Regions from separate parts of the Homo sapiens genome. Here region 2 is linked to region 1. The links are chromatin contacts, found by Hi-C or POLR2A ChIA-PET in ENCODE. All regions are on one chromosome and are shown on one strand. Each heading gives the region's core, a stretch centred on a gene start or an enhancer-like site at or near the end of the contact. The rest is flanking DNA. Distances are from core to core; before and after follow the strand shown. Region 1 overlaps ANKFY1 (ankyrin repeat and FYVE domain containing 1). Region 2 has its middle 22 kb from the start of SPNS3.

Region 1 (5,118 bases), core at 151-2,650:
ATCATAGCTCACTGCAGCCTTGACCTCCCGGGCTCAAAAAGATTCTGCCACTTCAGCCTCCCGAGTAGCTGGGATGATGGGCACGTACCAGCATGCCCGGCTAGTTTTTTATTTTTGTAGAGATGGGGTTTTACCTTGTTGCCCAGCCTGGTCTCCAACTCCTGGGCTCAAGCAATCTGCCCACCTCGGCCTCCCAAAGTGCTGGGATTACAGGCGTGAGCCACCGCACTTTTTGGAGATAAGGCAATAAAGGCACATAGAACTTAAGTCACTGAGCATGGACCTGAGCCTAGAACTCAAAGCTCTGGATGCCTGATTCGGTGCCATTTTCACTCCTCCATATTTCTGTATGTCTCTGCCCTCCCTGGGGCAGGACCAGGAGCAGACAGAAAGAAGAGCTGAAATTAGGATTTTCTTCTGAGTTCTAGGCAGTCCCTGAGCTCAGTGCTGAGACTTCTCTATTAACCAGAAACAGCCCCCAACTCCATGCTAACTGGAAACTAGTTACTGCCCATGATTTAGTCCTCCTTAGTCATTCAGCAAATAACTTACCAAGAACCTACTATGTGCCAGGCATCACGTTAGGGTTGGGTGGTCGAGGAAGCAAGGCTTCCGACCTCAGGGGGCTTATAGTATGGTGGAATAAACCCAGTAGAGCAGCCAGAGGCTGTCCTTGCGGTAGGAATGCAGGGAGAGTGTGAGGGCCAGGTCCCAAGATGTTCTGATCCTTCAAAAAACAAACAAACAAAAAGGAGCATTAGTCATTCCAGCCAGCTGCGGGCTCTGGCCGTGCCTAGAGGGTACCTGATCTCTGACTGATGCAAGAGCCCTGCGTGCAGGCTCCAGGACAGACTTGGCTGGCTTCAGCAGCCTGCTCTGTTCCTTGCTCAGTTGAGAATTCATTTCCTTTTTGATACTTACCTTATGGTACTTACCTTCCTACTTAATCTGGTAACACATCTCTCATGTCAGGGCAAAGGATTCAGCAAAGAATTAGGTTCAGCAAGAGTAGGTTGTCATTTTAATGGCCTGAAGGGCTCAGCCATGAGAAGCTGGTAATTACTGGAGAAATGCCTGGCCTTTCCCTCTCCAGTACAGGTGGCCCTGGGCAAAACCATGGGGGAGGAAGGGCAAGGCCCTGATGGAAGCCACAGATAAGCTCAGCTTAGGCTGAGCATGCAGTTAGACTTGCTGGCAGAAGGAAGGGAAGGAGAAAACATACATATTGGGCAACTATGCTGGGCCAGGCCTTGTTCTCATTTAATCTCTATGCCTGCCTTGAGAAGTTCCCATTTTATGGCCCAGAAAAGGGGCATAAATATCTCCCCACCTCTTCTAATAGTTACATCAACCGTCGGGTGACAGAGCTGGGCTTTGTGATGCGAGTCTGATCTCTGCCACACCAGTGAGCACAGTGTCAAGGCAAAGCCTTTGCAGCTGCACTCCACTCCAACATTGTGAAGGAGGCCGGGCGCTTATAATCCCAGCACTTTGGGAGCCCAAGGTGGGCGGATCTCTTGAAGCCAGGAGTTCGATGGAGGCCAGCCCGGCCAACATGGTGAAACCCCATCTCTACTAAAATACAAAAATTAGCTGGGTGTGGTGGTACGCATCTGCAGTCCTAGCTACTGGGGAGGTGGAGGCTGCAGTGAGCCGAGATCACACCACTGCACTCCAGCCTGGGCGACAGAGAGAGACTCTCCCAAAACAAACAAACAAAACCCAAAAATAAAGAAGTCATCTTGAAAGAAGTTTCAACATTTGCCTTTTCATTCTGAGATTACAGTTTTCTATAAACATCTAAGAGTGAAGAGTCTGACGTTTTTTGGTCACAGCTGAGCCACTGCGTGACCCCCGCCCCGCCCCACACTCACTTTGCTCTAGGCAAAGCTGTACTCTGAAAGCTGGCCCCAATGGGGAGGTTAGGACTGTGCCTGCTCAGAAGTCTGTGGGTGCCTCAGAGAAGGGCAACAACCCTAGGCTGGACCCTAGCCTTGAGAGTACTTCCTACTGCCAGAGCCCCCAGATTTCTTCCGGTGGCAGCAGATACTGCCAGAAGAGCCTGCGGTGCACACACCAGAATCCGGGTACTTGGATGAGAAGGACACATTACTGATCACCTTCCTCCAGGCAACCCTGTCAGTTAAGGACTACAGTCCCGCCCCCATTATGTAGATAGGGAAACAGAGGCAAAGAAGTTAGGAAACTCGCCCAGAACTCTCAGCTCATGAATAAAAAAGCAGAACTAAAACCCAGTGCTCTCCCTGGCTGGGCAAACGTGTGGAAGTTGATGTGCCTGGTTACTGTTTGTGCTTCGCTTATCATAACCAGTGACAGCGTGGTTAGCACTGTTCGCCTCAAGGGCAGCTGTGAGGATTACTTGGGATTGTCCTGTGGAAACACTTCACATGCATATTAACTAGGAGAAAAGCCACTGGAGAATGAGCTTTATGAGCTCTATCAATCACCACAGCTAGTCTGACCTAGGGGTAAGCAAAATGGAAGACAGGAAAAAGGGAATACATTTGCTCAGGACAGCGTGAGGGCCACGTGAGCTGCTTGATTGGTAGTGATTTGTACAGGGGCTTTATGGATCACTAGGTTTTAATTTGCAAGGCCTGAAACTGTCCTTAGCATTCTCTGAAACCCACAGTGCCAGTCGCCCTTCACGCCTCGGCCAGCAGAAAGCTCCTCATGAGTGGATCCTCTTGAGAACTTCAGAGGGGTCAGGTGACGGTGACTGAGACTGCCTCAGTGATCACGCTCGGTGCTATGAGCTGAAATCTGGGCCAAGGGCACAGTAAGTTCAGGCAGCTAGTATGTTTAAAATAACTACTTTTCGGGAGCTAAGCCATGAGGACGTAAAGGCATTAAGAATGATACAGTGGACTTTGGGGGCTCAGGGGAAAGGGTTGGGGTGAGGGATAAAAGGGTCCAGTGTACACTGCTTGGGTGATGGGTGCCCCAAAATCCTGGAAATCACCGCTAAAGAACCTCACGTAACCAAACACCACCTGAACCCCAAAAACCTACTGAAACTTTTAAAAATTAAAAATACATACATAAAATAGCTACTTTTACTGCTGTCAACAGCATGTTCCTGAAAAATGTTGGAATTCAAACTTTCTGGAGGGCAGCTGGTCAAGAAACTTATTCACGTCAGGAGTTTTCTAAAATTTGTTTTTAATGCTTATTGGTACTTCTGCATTAGAAGTAACTACAAATGTCTTATTAAAGTTTCCACTTTAAATGCACAATTTTACTTCATTTTATTATAAGGAATTGTTACAGAAAATGCAAATATCAGTATTTGAAAAATACATTCCATTACACAGACTCCAAAGAAACAATGCTGATAAGCGCCGTGGTCCTCTATGATACCATCACCCCACACTGAGCACCACCCCGAAGGGGCTGGAAGCCAGGTGATCCACCCAAATGTGTGCCTGCAGTTTCTGCCCAGCTACTGCCCCTCCTCTGGGATCACACAGGGATGTCGTAACAGCCAACTCCACACATCTGCCAAAAAAGAGCAAGTCATCAAGGCGAGCAGTCTCGACTCAAGACTCCCTAGCTGCAGAAAACCAATGTTGTCAGTTGTAACAGGTTAATATATTATTTATGCCACACAAAAAAGGAATAGTACAGGCAATGATCTTCCAAAGAAAGTCTTTAAGGCATCTGTAACTTCTGGGAATTTCAGGGTTTTTATCTTGCCAGTCAGCTCTCACTAAAGTACTTCCACAGAGTGAGAAGGTGGCTCCCAAGTCCCTTTGGTGAGTTGGTGCCACCTGCTTCCTCTGCCACCAGGCTGGGGTGGGGAGCTTTGGTGCTTCAGGTAGTTCTTCTGGGACTTGTCCCAAGGGAAGCAAGTGTCTGTCATGGAAACATTACCCTTCCTTGTTCCTGCTACTGTCACCTGGGAAGTTAGCGTTAGCTTGCCTTTCAGGGTGAAGCATTACATAGTTCAAAAGTGTTCTTTTTCTCCAGATAAAAGAAACCTAGATGGAGGTCAAGCTCTCCCCTTTCCCAAGACGTTCCCTCCACTCCGTGCCCGTGGAGAAGATTAGTGCAGAAACGGTTCAATATGGCAGGTGTGGGACATGAGCGGGGAGGAGTGGAGAAACCACACACACACTGAGATCCACACAGGGACCCATTCAGGGACAAGAGTGAGGACACAGAACGGGGTGGTCAGAAATGACTCGGGGCTCTGAGGTAGAGGACTAAAGGTCACGTAGACCCCACTCCTTGGAGAGAACGTGGCAGGTGAACTGAGCAATCGAATCCAGCCTCAACTAAATTGGTAATTGGGGTTGACCGTGCACAGGCCCAAAACTCCAAATGGAACACATGTTCTAACACATCGTTCAGTGAGACACCACGAAAAAGATGACTGAAAGTTCAAAAGTCCTAAGTGTAGGCACTTAAGTTTATGGGAAATTTCGGTGTTAGAGGATCATAGCAAATTAGTTTAAGCCATTCGATTTATATATAGCACATGGTCCGTACCTTTGTTTTAAAAACAACGACAACAAAAGACTGTTAGGAATACACTGGATAATAAATCTGGCGATGAGCAAAGGGCAGTTGAGAGCACATTCAGCATAACAATGTTGACTGTTGCAGCAAATTATGTTTCAGTAAAGTTTACTTTTCCTGCTCTACTCATTCAGAAGTGGCAACTTTCTGAATGAATTTAAGTTTTTGCTACTAGTACTTAAGCTACTGATGAAAACTTACAACAGCTAGGCAGGTTTGTACGCAAGTGTTGACAGCAGGGAGAGCACGGGAAGGGCTGGAAGCATGCCTAGTCCCAGCCAGGGCAGGGCATGTTGGAGTCAGCTCCCACTCAAGCAGCCTGCTGAGTGCAGCCCAGCGAGCGTCCGCGTGGTCGGGGGGCTTCCTAAGTCTGTGGAAAGAGGCTTTTCCTATATCCACATGGATGCGCCCTGAAGCCAATGGAAAACAGGACTCAATGTTCTCCCAGTCCATAGCTGGTCAGTACCATTGCTATCCCTGGACTCAGGCTTAGAAGCAAGTTTGAATCAACATATTTGAAACATGATCTTAAGATTCTGAGTGCAATGACAGGCAAGATTGTTATTGAAATTGGTA
Region 2 (5,232 bases), core at 2,733-5,232, 250 kb after region 1:
AAAACCCAAATAATCCAATTTTAAAATGGCCAAAAGATTTGAATATACATTTCTTTTGTTTGTTTGTTTGTTTGTTTGTTTTTTGAGACGGACTCTCGCTCTGTCACCCAGGCTGAAGTGCAGTGCCGCCCCGCGATCTCAGCTCACTGCAACCTCCGTCTCCCGGGTTCAAGCAATTCCCTGCCTCAGCCTCCTGAGTAGCTGCGATTATAAGCACCCGCCACCATGCCTGGCAAATTTTTGTATTTTTTGTAGAGACAGGGTTTCACCATCTTGGCCAGGCTGGTCTTGAACTCCTGACCTCCTGATCCACCTGCCTCGGCCTCCCAAAGTGCTGAGATGACAGCCGTGAGCCACCGCGCACGGCCTTGAATAGACATTTCTTTCTGAAGAAGATATAACATCATAAATGATCAGGGAACTGCAAATCAAAACCACAGTGAGATACCAATTCACACCCACTAGGATGGCTAGAATAAAAAAGAGAAATAATTTTTTAAATGATTGCAAAGATTTGAAGAAATCAAAACCCTCGCAGGCTGCTGGTGGGAATCAAAACAGGTGCAGCGTCTTTGGGAAATAGTCTGGTAGTTCCTTGAGCAGTTAAATGTAGATTTGCCATTTGCTCTGACAATTCCCCTTCTAGGGATATACCCAGTAAATTGAAAACATGCTCACACAAAAACTTTGACATGAATGTTTGTAGCAGCAATTATTCGTAATAGCAAAAAAATGGAAGCAACTCATCTGTCCAACCAAAGAATGGCTCAACAAATTACGGTGTATTCACACAGTGGAATATGATTAGGCCACAAAAAGGAATCATACTGACGTGCTGTAACATGGATGAAACTTGAGAACATCTTGGCAAGTGAAAAGAGCCACTCTTTTTTTTTTTTTTTTTTGAGAAGGAGTCTCGTTCTGTGGCCCAGGCTGGAGTGCAGTGGCACAATCTCGACTCACTGCAACCTCCGCCTCCCAGGTTCAAGCAATTCTTCTGTCTCCACCTCCCCAGTAGCTGGAACTACAGGCGCCCACCACCATGCCCGGCTAATTTTTCATTTTTATTAGAGATGGGGTTTCACCATATTGGTCAGGCTGGTCTCGAACTCCTGACCTCAGGCGATCCACCTGCCTCAGCCTCCCAAAGTGCTGAGATTACAGGCATGAGCCACACACCCAGCCAGGAGCCACTCTTAAAAGGCCAGATATTGTATAATTCCATTGATATACAATGTCCAGAACAGGCAAATCCACAGAGACAGAAAGTAGGTTGGCCGTTGCCAGGGTCAGGGAGGGAGGAAAAGTTGGGGGAAGGTAGAGAGTGACTGCTAATGGGCACAGGGCTTTTTTTGAGGTAATGAATTTTTTTTTTTTTTTTTGAGACGGAGTCTCCCTCTGTTGCCCAGGCTGAATTGCAGTGGGGTGATCTCGGCTCACTGCGACCTCCGCCTCCCGGGTTCAAGAGATTCTCCTGCCTCAGCCTCCTGAATAGCTGGGACTACAGGCACCTGCCAACACACCTAGCTCATTTTTGTATTTTTAATAGAGACGGGGTTTCACCATGTTGGTTAGGCTGGTCTCGAACTCCTGAGCTCAAGTGATCCACCTGCCTCGGCCTCTGAAAGTGCTGGGATTACAGACATGAGCCACTGATCCCAGCTGAAAATGTTTTAAAGTTGATTGTGGTCATGGTTGTACCGACCTGTGAGTATGCCAAAAAACATTGAATTGTACACCTTAAATGAACATGGTATGCACATTATATTTCAATAATGCTGATATATATATGGAATCACATAGTATCTGGCCTTGGCTGTGTGCAGTGGCTCATGCCTGTAATCCCAGCACTTTGGGAGGCCAAGGCAGGCAGATCACCTGAAGTCAGTAGTTCGAGACCAGCCTGGCTAACGTGGCGAAACCCTGTCTCTACTAAAAAATATACAAAAATTAGCTGACCATGGTGGTGCATGCCTGTAACCCCAGCTACTTGGGAGGCTGAGGCAGGGAGAATCACTTGAACCTAGAAAGTTGCAGTGAGCTGAGTTTGCGCCATTGCACTCCAGCTTGGGTGACAGAGCCAGACTCTGTCTCAAAAAAAAAAAAAAAAAAAAAAAATATATATATGGCCTTTTCTGAGTGGCTTCTTTCACTTCACCTAATATTTTCAAGGTTCATTCAAATGGTAGCATGTTGCAGTACTTCATTCCTTTTTATGCCCATTCCATTGTGTGGATACATCAGAAGCACCTCAATTTGTTTATCTATTCTTCAGTTGGGCGTACGAGGTGCTTCCACTTTTTTTTTTTTTTTTTTTGAGATAGGATCTTGCTTTGTCACCCAGTGTCATAGCTCACTCACTGCAGCCTCAACAACCTCCTGGGCTCAAGGGATTCTCCCATATCAGTCTCCCGAGAAGCTGGGACTACAGGTGTGTACCACCATGGTCAGCTAATTTATTTTTATTTATTTTTGAGACAGGGTCTCACTCTGTCACCTGGCTGGAGTGCAGTAGTGTGATCATGGCTCACTGCAGTCTTGACCTCCTGGGCTCAAGCAATACTCCCATATCAGCCTCCTGAGTAGCTGGGATTACAGGCACCTGCCACCACACCTGGTTAATTTTTGTATTATTATTATTATTATTTTTGAGACAGAATCTCTCTGTGTTGCCCAGGCTGGAGTGCAGTGGCACGATCTCAGCTCATTGCACCCTCCGCCTCCCAGGTTCAAGCGATTCTCCTGCCTCAGCCTCCCGAGTAGCTGGGATTGCAGGCGTGCGCCACCATGCCCAGCTAATTTTTGTATTTTTTTAGTAGAGACGGGGTTTCACCATATTGGCCAGGCTGGTCTCTAACTCTTGACCTCGTGATCCACCCACCTTGGCCTCCCAAAGTGCTGGGATGACAGGCGTGAGCCACCGCGCCTGGCCTAACTGTTGTATTTTTAGTAGAGACAGGGTTTTGCCATGTTGCCCAGGCTGGTCTTGAACTCCAGACCTCAAGTGATCCACCCACCTCGGCCTCCCAAAGTGCTGGGATTACAGGCGTGAGCCACTGCGCCCGGCCAACTTTACCCATTTCCACCTTTGATGTGTGCAGTAAAATGCATTCTTGCTGGTGATTTGCGGTCTTGGGCTTCTGGGCCAAGCGGAGCTCTGCCTTGGACGCATGCGCAGCAGATGATGGCCCGTGTTTTTTGTACGTGTGTGTTTTGCATTAAGGAAGGAAAGTGATGACCTTCACGGGTCAGCATCTTTCCCTGAGTCTCCTCTCTTAAATGAATACTTGAGATCCCAAGTGGCTTATCATGAGTTTTCCTCTATATCAAGGGTCTGTGAACTCTGGCCTGCTGGAAGCATGGCTGATGGCCTGTTTTTTTTGTTTTTTTTTGGCCCCTGAACTAATAACGGTTTTCACATTTGTTTGTTTAAAAAAATACATTTCTGGCTGGGCGCGGTGCCTCACGCCTGTAATCCTAGCACTTTGGGAGGCCGAGGCGGGTGGATCACCTGAGGTCGGTAGTTTGAGACCAGCCTGACCAACATGGAGAAACCCCATCTCTACTAAAAATACAAAATTAACAGGGTGTAGTGGCAGGCACCTGTAATCCCAGCTACTTGGGAGGCTGAGGCAGGAGAATCACTTGAACCCGGGAGGAGGAGGTTGCGGTGAGCCAAGATCGCGCCATTGCAATCCAGCCTGGGCAACAACAGCGAAACATCGTCTCAAAAAAAAAAAAAAAAAAAAAAAAGAAAGAAAGAAAAGAAAAAAAGAAAAAAAAAAGATTGATTTCCCCACCTCCCCACCTCTTCCACGAGTTCCCCAAGCCCTGCAAGATGACTTCGATGGGATACAATTGTTTCCACCTCATCACAGCAGAATGATAATGCCTATAGCCTGTCAATGGCAAGTTCTCGAATGTGTGGGCACCAGGAACACACCCCGGAAGCCACATGTCCTTGCCCCAAGGGAAGGGCCCTGGAGAGCAGAAGAGAGGAGGAAAGTTGAGCCTCTTCCCCTTTTCCGTCCTCCTTCCTCCTGCCCTGATTCTGCCCACAGAGGAAGGGTCTGAGCTAGAGGAACCTGGACAGTGAATCCACACCCTATGGACAGATGAGAAGACCGAGGCCAGAGACAACGCAGGGTCCGGCCCCTGGTCCTATGCCTGATGCCTCTCACTGGAGACCCCTCCCCCACTTCAAGGTCGCCCCTAGAAGGCAAACGCTGAAGCCAAGTGTTCTTGGAGCGTCTCTTGGTGGACGCTTCGGCCCTGCCACGGAACGGCCCCTTAGTGAAGGTTCTCAGCTTAGACTTCAGCGCCACCTGGTGGCCACCGGGCATCAGACCTGGGACTTGCCTCGAGGGCTGCCAGAAACTTGAGTTTGTCCACTCACATCACTGCATCCCGTGGAGAAGTCCCAGTGCCGACCTGCTTGCTTGCTTGCTTGCTTGCTTGCTTGCTTGCTTGCTTGCTTTCTCTTTCCTTCTTCCTTCCTTCCTTCCTTTCCTTTCTTTTCTTTTTTCTTTCTCTTTTTCCCTCCCTCCCTCCCTTCCTCTCCTTCTCTCTCTCTGTCTCCCTCCCTCCCCCCTCCCTCCCTTCTCTCTCTCTCTGTTTTTCTCTCTCTCTGTCTCTCCTGCCTTCCCGCTTTCTTTCTTTCTTTCTTTTTTTTTGTTTTTGAGACGGAGTCTCGCTGACTCCCATGCTGGAGTGCAGTGGCGCGATCTCCGCTCACTGCAAGCTCTGCCTCCCGAGTAGCTGGGACTACAGGCGCCCGCCTCCACGCCCGGCTAATTTTTTGTATTTTTAGTGGAGACAGGGTTTCACTGTGTTAGCCAGGATGGTCTCAATCTCCTGACCTCGTGATCCGCCCGCCTCGGCCTCCCAAAGTGCTGGGATTACAGGCGTGAGCCACCGCGCCCGGCTTCTTTCTTTTTTTTTTTTGGAGTTTCACTCTGCCACCCAGGCTGGAGTGCAATGACACGATCTTGGCTCACTGTAACCTCTGCCTCCAGAGTTCAAGTGATTCTCCTGCCTCAGCCTCCCGAGTAACTGGGATTACAGGCGCCCATCACCACATCTGGCTAATGTGTGTGTGTGTGTGTATGTGTGTGTGTGTGTGTGTGTATGGAATTTCGCTCTTGTTGCCCAGGCTGGAGTGCAATGGCACGATCTCGCTCCCTGCAACCTCCGCTTCCTGGGTTCAAGCGATTCTCCTGCCTCAGCCTCCTG

What was found. A loop is a pair of places that touch in the nucleus more often than their neighbours do. ChIA-PET counts read pairs that join two places held with the same protein, here RNA polymerase II (POLR2A). Pooled maps may share reads with other maps.
Region 2: a loop to region 1 is called in a pooled map, with 2.5 times the contacts of the local background. The contact joins two enhancer-like sites. A Hi-C loop is called at or near these places in 6 of 50 pooled maps. POLR2A ChIA-PET finds 5 or more read pairs at or near these places in 8 of 52 experiments (GM10248, HCT116, OCI-LY7 and 5 more).

Annotation. Positions count from the first base shown.
Region 1 is chr17:4,160,655-4,165,772 of GRCh38, forward strand. It overlaps ANKFY1 (ankyrin repeat and FYVE domain containing 1), which reads right to left. Exons shown (of 25, transcript NM_001330063.2): 25 at 3,167-5,118. Among named protein-coding and RNA genes, the nearest start is that of CYB5D2, 20 kb to the left of the region's middle. Within about 2 kb of position 1,401, at least 15 of the 41 ENCODE cell types and tissues checked have a DNase peak (open chromatin) inside an H3K27ac peak, as active enhancers do.
Region 2 is chr17:4,409,054-4,414,285 of GRCh38, forward strand. No RefSeq gene overlaps it. Among named protein-coding and RNA genes, the nearest start is that of SPNS3, 22 kb to the right of the region's middle. RefSeq lists an enhancer at 3,639-4,140. Within about 2 kb of position 3,983, at least 2 of the 41 ENCODE cell types and tissues checked have a DNase peak (open chromatin) inside an H3K27ac peak, as active enhancers do.